2 separate regions of the Homo sapiens genome follow, and region 1 is linked to region 2. Evidence: chromatin loops called from intact Hi-C (ENCODE). Cell type or tissue: adrenal gland. All regions are shown on one strand. Each heading gives the region's core, and the rest is flanking DNA. Links, peaks and the distances in the headings are about the cores only.

Region 1 (5,601 bases), core at 182-5,181, 130 kb before region 2:
ACAAAAAATACAAAAATCAGCCGAGCGTGGTGGTGCATGCCTGTAGTCTCAGTTACTCGGGAGGCTGAGACAGGAGAATCCCTTGAACCCAGGAGGCGGAGGTTGCAGTGAGCCGAGATCATACCACTGCATTCCAGCCTGGGCAACAGAGCCAGACTCTGTCTCAAAAAAAAAGAGTAATCAAAAAGCTACATTATTTAAATCTTGGCATGTCTTTAAAAAATGTTAAACTGTCAGGAAAATTATCACTTCTGGATACCACCTTCAGAAAAACACATGAAAATTTGTGCATGTCTCAAATAGTTGTTAATTTATGAAAAATTAGAAAGAGTGTTTGAATGTATATTTCTGTCATATTATATTGCTCATATTTTTAAATTATACTTTTTTTCACCCGTGAAGCCCATATAGTTAAGTTTGAAAATTTTAATTATATTAGAATTTGAAAATTAAATAAATCTCCTTTAATTCATGCATAATTTTCTAATAGTCATATAGTTTGTATTATATAATTTGAGAAACTTGGTTCTAAAAAAATTGTCTGCCAAAGAATGTATATTTCTGAATTCTGTTCTGCTTTCATACATCTGAAAATATTTGAGCTATCATAACTGGCTATGCTTCAAACCCAGTCTGAAATGGGTGACCTTTGCTGGCTTTGGATTGCAGAGCTGGGGGCTGTTGTTTGCTTTATCTGATTTAAAATAGTCAGTAGTTTATTTTGCAGGCAGTTAGATGTATACCTTTGCATAAAATCATTGAACTGAAAAGGTTGGCACTCCAAGAATACGTTGTGAGAAAAGAGAACTTGAGTACTCACTCTCGACTCACCTGAATCTTATTAATATTTTATTGATTAATATCTGTTGTATTTTTAAGTAAATAAGCTCTCTAGAAACTATCTCTGCTTCTTTGTTCATTTAAAATATATTAAACAAATTGATACAGATTGCAAAAATTAGTTGCAACGTTCCTAGTTAGATATCAATGAAATAAAAATGGTCTATTCATACGAGTTCATTTTAGTTATTCCTACTAATATCAAATGTGTTTTAAAAAATGGGAGATTATAATCTTTTTATGAAGTAAGATAAATTATTACTTTGTATATTTAATTCAAAGAAAACAAAAAGGCCACAAGTGCCTGCATAAAGGCACATCCACTTAGGATTATTGTTAAGGCCTACAGTTGATAATTAGGATTCAGGCATAGCATAAATGAAGTGGTATCTTTTTTTTTTTTTTTTTTTTTGAGACGAAGTCTCGCTCTGTTGTCCAGGCTGGAGTGCAGTGGCACGGTCTCGGCTCACTGCAAGCTCTGCCTCCCTCCTGGGTTCACGCCATTCTCCTCCCTCAGCCTCCCGAGTAGCTGGGACTACAGGCTTCCGCCACCACTCCCAGCTACGTTTTTTTGTATTTTTGGTAGAGACAGGGTTTCACCATGTTAGCCAGGATGGTCTTGATCTCCTGACCTCATGATCCACCCGTCTCGGCCTCCCAAAGTGCTGGGATTACAGGCATGAGCCACCGCGCCCAGCCAGATATCAATTATTTTTAGACCCAATGATATTTGCTGTTGATTTATTGTTGGTGCACAAAATAAGAAAACAAAAGCATGGTTTTAAAACAGCCCTTTACACATTTAATATGGAAATGGTAACCTACAGGTCTGTATTCCATACAGATTCCTGGGCTCATTTTATCTGTGAATTCCTCTGGGCGTCATGCATGCCCAGGACTGACTTTAAAGCAGAATTATCCAGTAGAGGTATAATAGGACCGTTAGATCTAATTTAAAGTTTTCAAGTAGCCACATAAAAAAATAAGCAGGCGAAATTAATTTTAGTCTGTCACTAAATTCAAAATGTTATTTCAACAGGGGGTCAATATAAAAGCTATTTATGAAATACATTATTTTTTCATATTATGTCTTCAAAATGTTCACATTTCACATATTTATTTTTTATTTTATTATTACTATTTTTTTGAGACGGAGTCTCACTCAGTCGGTTGCCCAGGCTAGAGTGCAATCTAGCTTGCTCATTGCAATCTTGGCTCATTGCAACCTCCACCTCCTGGGTTCAAGCAGTTTTCCTGCCTCAGCCTCCTGAGTAGCTGGGATTACAGGCGTGTGCCATCACACCCAGCTAATTTTTTTATTTTTGGTAGGGATGAGATTTCACCATGTTGGCCAGGCTGGTCTTGAACTCCTGACCTCAAGTGACTTGCCGCTTTGGCCTCCCAAAGTGCCGGGATTACAGTTGTGAGCCACCGCACCTGATTACATATTTCACATATTTTAATTCAGACCAGCTGCATGTCAAGTACTTAGTAGCCACAGATGGCTAGTGGTTACTGTATTGGACAGTGCAGCTCTAGGAGAGTCTCTTCAACCTGCAGCTGTCTAGGAAGAGAATCATAGTTTCTGGAACAGGTAGAATCTATAAGACCTCCTTTTTAAGCTTCTCCACTTTACAGATGAAGAAAGTAATATCTGGAGATGTTGAGTTGTTCAAAATCACCCACATTTTAAGGATCAAGAGCCCAGTCCCTGTTCTCTAACTTCTAATCTCTTTCTTCATCACTTTTTCTGCTTCATGTTGCTGCATCCCCTTTAGTTACTAAGGTACTAACGTTAGGTTGTTGCTATCAGTTAAATATTAAGCCAGGAGCTTTAAGACAATCTGGCCCACTTGAAGGCATGGCCTGATTTGGACAAAACTTGTGGGGTAGGATGAATAGAGTTACCAGGCATATCTTCAACCTCTCTGTGGACTAGTATTATACATATATGAGATGATGTAGGGTCCAGTGATCAGTTCATCTTTTTCTATTGTGAGCACTGTTGGAATAGGAATGGGGGGACCTTTTGGGACCCAGGATATGTGATTCTGAACCCTGAAATGTCAGATGCCCACTAAAAGGAAGGGGAGAGATGGACCTGTCATTACCTTACACATTTTATTGTCTGTATGGGTATGTAAACATGTACAGATTATAAGGAATTGCACTTCATTTCTGGGCTTCTGGAAACACAGGTATTAAGATTTCATTTACCTCCCCTTGTTTTGGAAGGCTTATTGTGTGTGTGCCCATAGTTCTTACCCAGTTACACTTAAAGTATGATACTTTTTGACAGCTTAAGCCTATTGCATTCCTGGCATGTAAAATAGTTATTTTCAGAATGTAAGCAAATGTGGAAAGCTTACTGCCTGACATGGAGGGTTGGAGAAGTGGGATTGGTGTTCTTTTGTTGTAAACTCATTTTTGTGAAATATTTGCTTTACAACGTGAAGCATGCATGATGGATGAACTTTTAGAATTGAAAGTTATTTTTCATTTCATTCCTGAAATATTTACCAGCATGGATGTTGACTGAGTGCTTTGAAGAGTTTGCTTAGTCATATAACTTAGGTTTTATGATTTTAGATTTAATTAAACTTAAAGTTTTCCTGTTTGATCCTCAGGACTTCTCATCTGTGGCAAGGCTTTACTCACAAAGGAAATATCAACCTTGAAGTTAAGCATGCCCTGTGTTTCTTTATATTCTGATGAAAACGATTGAAGTTTGCCAGTGCTGTGTCTGGGACAATGCTTAGAGGATTCATGGCTTGTAGGAATGAGTTAAAAGTACAAGGATATTGGCTGGCATGGTGACTGTCGCCTGTAGTCCCAAAACTTTGAGAGTCTGAGGTCAGAGGATTGCTTGAGCTCAGGAGTTTGAGACAAGCCTGGGCAGCATAAGGAGATCCCATCTCTATGTTTTTTAAAAAAGTGAAAAACAACAACAACAACAAGGTACAGGGGTATCTGCGTTTCCTTAGGCAGCTGTCTTATATACCTTTAACCTTAAAAAAATCCACCATTTTTAAAACAGTGTTTTCTGTTGTTTTTCTTAGTAAATATAAACAATAGGAACTGAAGTTTAGGGCTTAAAATTTTTGAGAGAATAATTTTTATTTCAGTAGCTTTTGGGGTACAAGTGGTTTCTTGTTACTTAGTTGAATTACGTAGTGGTGAATTCTGAGATTTTAGTGCACTTAAGTAGGGTACCTTGTACCTAATGTCTAGTTTTTCTTTTAATCCCTAGTCCCCTATTACCCTCCTCCTCGTGAGTCTCTAAAGTCCAATATGTCCCTCTGTGTGCCTTTGCTTATTCCTAACTTAGTTCCCACTTATAAGAGAGAACATACGGTTTTTGGTTTTCCAATTCCTGAATTACTTTACTTAGAATAATGGCCTCCAGCTCTATCCAAGTTGTTGCAAAAGACATTATTTTGTTCCTTGTAATGGCTGAGTAGTAGTCCCTGATATATATATGCCACATCTTCTTTATCCTCTCATTAGTCAGTGGCCACTTAGGTTGGTTCTGCATCTTTGCATTTGTGAATTGTGGTCCTGTAAACATATGTGTACAAGTGTCTTTTTCATACAATGACTTCTTTTCCTCCGGGTAGATACCCAGTATTAAGATTGCTGGATCAAATGGTAGATCTACTTTTAACTCTTTAGGAAATCTCCATAATGTTTTCCATAGAGGTGGTACTAGTTTACATTCTGAGAGAATAATTTTTGTAAAATTATGTTTAAGCTAGATTTGGAATTGGGAAAGAATTACATTCTTTATAGGAAGCTTTTGAAAAATATATTTAAAAATATATAAAAATATGCATAATCCTACCACCCACAAATGTCTGTATTATTATGTCATTTCTAAACCATTTTTGAGATTATGCTATAGATTACGTTTTAGATCCTACATTTTATTTCTTAACATTAAATCTCATACTATTTTAAGTTCTTTGTACATGTAATGTTTACTGAATGGGTAAATCTGTTTAGGGAAACTGGAGCTATGTAGTTGTGGACTTGTGCTTTTGTTTTGTTTTGTTTTGTTTGTTTGTACATTTGCTTTTTAGAAATGTCTATTCAGATCCTTGGCCCATTTTTTTTTTTTTTTTTTTTTTTGAGATGGAGTCTTGCTCTGTCGCCCAGACTGGAGTGCAGTGGCGCGATCTCGGCTCACTGCAAGCTCCGCCTCCCGGGTTCACGCCATTCTCCCGCCTCAGCCTCCCGAGTAGCTGGGACTACGGGCGCCCGCCACCACGCCCGGCTAATTTTGTTTTTGTTTTGTATTTTTAGTAGAGATAGGGTTTCACCATGTTGGCCAGGATGGTCTTGATCTCCTGACCTCGTGATCCCCCCGCCTCGGCCTCCCAAAGTGCTGGGATTACAGGCGTGAGCCACCGTGCCCAGACAGACATGTGCTTTTTTATTTGGCATTTCTAGCCTGAACATAGGCTGGAAGTAGTGACTTAGAGAGGGATTGTTTGCCAAATATCAGGTAATATTTTAATTATTTATTATTTATTGTAATGCTGTGAATCAGGAGTCCCTAACCCCTGGGCCATGGACTGGTACCGGTCTGTGGCGTGTTAGGAGCTTTGCTGCACAGCAGTAGGTGAGCAATGGGTGAGTGAGTGTTGCTGCCTGAGCCCTGCCTCTTGTCACATCAGCAGGGCATTAGATGCTCATAGGAGCGCAAACCCTATTGTGAACCGCATGTAAGAAAGTGAGAGCTGCGTTGCACACTCCTTATTA
Region 2 (5,601 bases), core at 409-5,408:
TATTTAATTCAAATAGAATTAGGTGATGTGTCCCCTTGTGTTTCGCTTCTAACAGTGCCTTTATGCGGGAGAAGTACTGGCTATTTCTTACTTTGCCCTCCCTCCCCGGAAACATTTTCCTAATTTAGTAGCAGTAATTTCAAAAACTGCTTTCCTTTCGGACAAACTGACTTATCCAGCCATTGTACCTTCCAGTTTAGACTCTGGCAGTTTGGAGAGTTGAGACAGAGAGAAGGAGAACCGTCTGTTTATCTTCTTGAAAAAAACTACTGTATTTTCTCTCTCTTCTGACTCTGGGAGCCTCTAGACTCTTTTTTCCCATTTTCATATCCACAGAGGAAGAGTCTGAACCTCTTCCTGCTGAGCTTTCCCCTGGTTGGTTGCATTTCAGGAACTGACATTGGTTGTCTTCCCTCTTCCCTCATCAGTGCAAGTAGGTTGGATCTCATGATAGTCCATATTCACATAACCATGAGAATCAGAGCTTTCTCTCTGTCATTTCCTCCCTGTTTATCTGTAGCAAGAAGAAAAAAGTCCGTCTTAACAGAGACTGTGAAAGAATAAATATAGACTTTATTGTTTTAGAGCAGTTTTAGGTTCACAGCAAAATTAGGCAGAAGGTACTGAGATTCTCCCATATACTCCCTGTTCATACACTTGCACAGCCTCTCCCATTATCAGCGTCCCCCTTAGAGCGATTTGTTACAATCAGTGAACCTACACTGACACCATTATTATCACCCAAAGTCCATAGTTTACATTAGCATTCTCTCAGCATTGTTTATTCTGTGAGTTTGGAAAACTGTCTAATGACATGTACCCACCATTGTAGTGTCATACTGAGTACTTTTACTATCCCCCAAATCCTCTGTGTTCCTCCTGTTCGACCCTCTCTTGCCTTTAACCTTTCCAAGCCACTGATCTGTTACTGTCTATAATTTTGCCATTTCTAGAATGTCATATGGCTTTCTTAGAAAATACAAATGGTGACTTTTTTGGCATGACTTTAATAAACAGAAATGAAAATTGGTGTGTGAATCAAAATCTTTCACTCTGTAAAGGGACTTATCAGGCGGCACCTGCATGTGGAATTATATCAAGGTCAGCTTTAGTTAGAAACAGAAGGAGAGTCACCTTTGTGATGTCATTTCTCCTTCATCCAAGTAAAATCTCGCATGCTGACACATAAAATTTTATCATCAGTGATTTATTTCCTCGTAGGAATGTCCCTTTGACCTTATTAAATTCAGATACTCTGGGGATGGTCAGCATTTTCAGATGGTTCCCTTGTTCTGTAAAAATGTTTGTTATTGGTGTTTAAAAGCTGTAAAAGCCACCCACTATAAATTGATAGCCACTAAAGTCTGCGAATGTGGTATGAATGTTCCACTATGTTGCCAAGCGTTTATTTTATTGTGAGTTGTTATTTGATTGTTTGTAAGGAAATTGTTTTATGATGCTCAGCTTTATATTTCCATAAACTGTTCCTCCCTTGCAACTCCTTAAACTGTGATGAGCTTTTCAAAACAAGTCCACAGGACAACAGTCTGTCCAGCATTTGAAGAAGTGGTGGAAAAGTCATTTTTTTCCTTTCAGTGTTTCTAGCTGTTCATGAAAACTGCAGTTAAAAGTTGTAATGTTGTTGTGTTTGGCATTCTTTGGGAAGATGCAGCATTATTCAAACAAAACCGTGTGCTCTTGTTTTAAATAGTGTCCAAATGAATAATTGAATTCATGGACATCTAAATTTAATTCCAGAAATCAAAGCTATGGTAATAAGAACTTGGACCTGAGTTCTCTTAGGCCAAGTAATTTAATTCCTTAGCCGGTTGAACTATTTATTACGTGTCTCCGTTCCTGGTTATTATGCCAGTAAATTGCTCAGGCAGATGCAGGGATGGATGATGGGCATATAATTCACTCTTTTTCACGGCTAGACACATACCAGAATGCAGATCACACTAAACAGCTGTTTTTACAAACATGGTTTCTATTCAGAGCTTTAAGGGCCACATCCAAGTAATAACAAAGAAGCCTGGAGAAGGAACCTGGGGATACCCAGGGTCATGTTTTCACCATCCCACCTGGAAACACGGTGCTGTCCAAACCCTGGATGGTACACTTGGACATCGTCATTCCAGTCATGGTTCAAGATCACGTGTATACATCATGATTTAAAGAGAATACTGGTTTGATTTTTCTTCCTGACTTTCCCTGAATTTTCCACTTAAATTGGAAAACAGCGCTAGTTAGTGCCCATGATTTGATTGAATAAGTAAGAGATCTCAAACACGGTAAATTAACTGATGACATGCATCAGGTCATCTTTCTTTGATTCACCAGTAATACAACAGTGAGATCCTACAGAAAAATGCAAAGGCAGAAGCTCAGGGCAGCTGAGCAACTGTTAAGGATTCTTTTGAAATGTAGCCCCACGTAGTAAACTTTCGTGCAATAATTTGGGCAGTCAAAAAAAAAAGTCAGTTATTTCACCTCATTTATTTCTACGAGGAGATAAAGGCTTCCAACATCTGATTTTCAGTGCCAGTGTTTTCTGTTTCTCTTTTCACCTATTTCGTCCTAGTCTTGTGGAAATGTTACAATAACTGATTAGGATTTTCTCTGTATTAACACTTCATTTATTAACATATGAGTAAGTTGCTATTAATAAATTATTCTGCTTAATCAGTTTCTTTTTATTCTTTAGCCACATGCTAAACTTCTTCGGATGTCTTCACTTAATATCCTTACATCATATTTAATCAGAGTTAGAAAGGCGTTCCACTTGGGGGTCATACACATTTTTTTGAAACTTTTATAAACGCCCTTTATACTATTCTTGTATCCTACGTAATCAGAGTCAGGTGTTCCATGGGGATCATACACATCTTTATACAACTTGTGTAACACATGCTTTAAATCCTGAGGTAATCAGAGAATTCCTGCCATTGATGGATTAATCTCTTTACATATCTTTCCCTTTCACTCTCAGCAAAACTACTTATGGCGGTCCTGTTAGACTTTGAAAGCCTTTCAGGTTTATGGAGGAGTCTTCCTTTCTATTGTCGTAGATCATGGAATCATAGTGTTCGCTTGTCTCACGTGTTTGGAATCTGATTTCCTACATAATGCTGTGCTCTCACTACGAGTCCAAGGCTTCCTGTGGCTACAAATCCCGGGTTCCTATCACTTTTCCCAATGATGAGCTTCTCCTTGTTGGCCAGAATCAGCTCTGTGGTAATAATTCCCTTCTGCTTTCTCCCTCTCGCTTTTTTTTTTCCTTCTGGGTACATTATAATGTCAGCATAGCAGCTTTTAATTCTATTACTATGGTACTTCTCGAATAGACCTGTGGTAGTTGCCCCAGAAAGGTTGAAACCCCCTGCCACATCTAGGTCTTTCTCCTGTATTGGTTTTGTGATCTGATCAAGGACATCTATTCCTCTAGTCCTGCTAGGTGGTATACGATAGGCTTTTACTATTAGATATTCAAATGCTGTCAACCATGCCTGCCTTGACAGGTACATGATTTCCACAAGGATTTCCTAATAGGCCTTTTTAATTTTGTTCTAGACATGCCCTTCTTTTGCCATCCAAATTTGCTTATTTTTTACAAACTATGATGCATCAGCATGTAAATGTTTAATACCATAAATATTTCTGATCCTCTTCCCAATTTCACTGAGTTACTGGTTATCTCTTGCCATTATTCTCAGCATATTGCAGTGGATCTCAGAATATTTTCCCCTGACCACCAGCATCAGTATTACCTGGGAATTTGAAATGCACATTCTCAGGCCCCACCAAGGCCTCATGATTCAGAAACTCTGGAGCTGCATTAGAAACTGCCACAGGCACCTGGTGATCTGTGTTGGTTTTTGTTTGTTTTTAAGGAGACAGTGTCTTTGTCTCCCTGGCTGGAATGCAGTGATGCAGTCATAGCTCACAGCAGCCTCGAACTCCTGGGCTCAAGCAATCCTCCCGCCCCAGCCTTCTGAGTAGCTGGAACTACAGGTGCACACCACCATGCCTGGCTGGTTTTTGTTTGTTTTTAAGGAGGCAGTGTCTTTGTCTCCCTAGCTGGAATGCAGTGATGCAGTCATAGCTCACAGCAGCCTCGAACTCCTGGGCTCAAGCAATCCTCCCGCCCCAGCCTTCTGAGTAGCTGGAACTACAGGTGCACACCACCATGCCTGGCTTTTTTTTTTTTTTTTTTTTAATTTTTTTGGAGACAGGGTCTCACCGTGTGGCCCAGGCTGGTCTCAAACTCCTGGCCTCTAGGTTTTTTCCCACCTCAGCCTTCCACAGTGCTGGGATTACAGGCATGAGCCACCACATTTAGCAGGTAGGTGATCTGTGTTTCAATAAGCCTTCCAGGTGATTCTGATGCTCACTGAAATTTGAGAACCACTGAAATATTTGGTTTTCTACAAAACATAAGCAGTTAGTAACCATAGGGTACGCAACTAAATAGTTCCAGCAGGCATCCCTGACCACAGGGCATTGCAGATTTACTTAAGTCAGTTTCATCTTCCACCTGTGTGAGTTCCAGCAGGCATCCCTGACCACAGGGCATTGCAGGTTTACTTAAGTCAGTTTCATCTTCCACCTGTGTGAGTTCCAGCAGGCATCCCTGACCACAGGGCATTGCAGGTTTACTTAAGTCAGTTTCATCTTCCACCTGTGTGAGTTCCAGCAGGCATCCCTGACCACAGGGCATTGCAGGTTTACTTAAGTCAGCTTCATCTTCCACCTGTGTGTCCAGTTTAAGCTCTCAGTTGCAGTTTTTAAACCAATTTCCACCAGCATATACTGAGTATCCGCTACCGTGCAATGCGTTGCGGCTCTTGTATGTGCACTATGAGAAGTAATTCCCATAATACGGCAAACTCAGTTTTGATATCCACCACCCCACTTTTTATAATGGACTACATTTTTCAGAGCAGTTTTAGGTTTACAAAGAATTCAAGCAGAAACTACAAAAAGTTCCCTCTACCTCTCACTTCCCCACTCCCCAACAGTTTCCCCTGGATTAACATTTTGCCTTAGTATGGTACGTTTGAACCAATATCGATACACTATTATTAACCAGTATTCCTGTTTTAACATGAGAGGCGACTTTTTGTGTAGTATAGTCTCTTGGTTTTGACAAATGCTTAATGCTGTGTATCTATTATTACTTATGACAGTATCGTGCAGAGTAGTTTCTAAAAATCCTCTCTACTCCACCTATTCATCCCTTCCCCACTCCCCCTGAACCACTGGCAACCGCTGATCTTTTTATTGTCTCCGTAATTTTCCCTTTTCCAGAATGTCCTGTGGTTAGACTCATGGCATCCCCTTTTAGCAACTGCAGAAACTAAGAACTGTCCCCAAGGATAAAAATTTTTGCAGACCCACTGAGCTGGGATTTATACTTAGACCTGCTGAATTGAAGTTTTGGGTGTGTTTCTTCTCAAATTGCCAAAATTCCATATGGACGACTTTTCTTTTCCTTCCCTGAAATGTGTTTAATTGACTTTTTCTGTTATTTGTGTTTGCCTTCACAGTGAAGACAAAGTAGTAGAAGTAGCAGAGGAGGAAGAAGTGGCTGAGGTGGAA

The links. Peaks named below come from ENCODE experiments on the same cell type or tissue, not always from the same donor. Only the 100,000 strongest peaks of a DNase experiment are listed, where the experiment ranks them.
Region 1: it touches region 2 in a loop (2.6-fold over the local background); 6 of 110 quality-filtered maps call a loop at or near these places.

What each region holds. Positions count from the first base shown.
Region 1 is chr21:26,151,652-26,157,252 of GRCh38, reverse strand. The region is part of intron 1 of APP (amyloid beta precursor protein); the gene reads left to right. LOC124900466 (a long non-coding RNA gene) reads left to right here and starts at 114. Exons shown (of 2, transcript XR_007067829.1): 1 at 114-5,601. In adrenal gland, for the core only: no CTCF peak of the experiment used is centred there; no DNase peak of the experiment used is centred there.
Region 2 is chr21:26,021,991-26,027,591 of GRCh38, reverse strand. APP (amyloid beta precursor protein) reads left to right here. Exons shown (of 18, transcript NM_000484.4): 6 at 5,550-5,601. Among named protein-coding and RNA genes, the nearest start is that of APP, 150 kb to the left of the region's middle. RefSeq lists an enhancer at 3,740-4,239. In adrenal gland, for the core only: no CTCF peak of the experiment used is centred there; no DNase peak of the experiment used is centred there.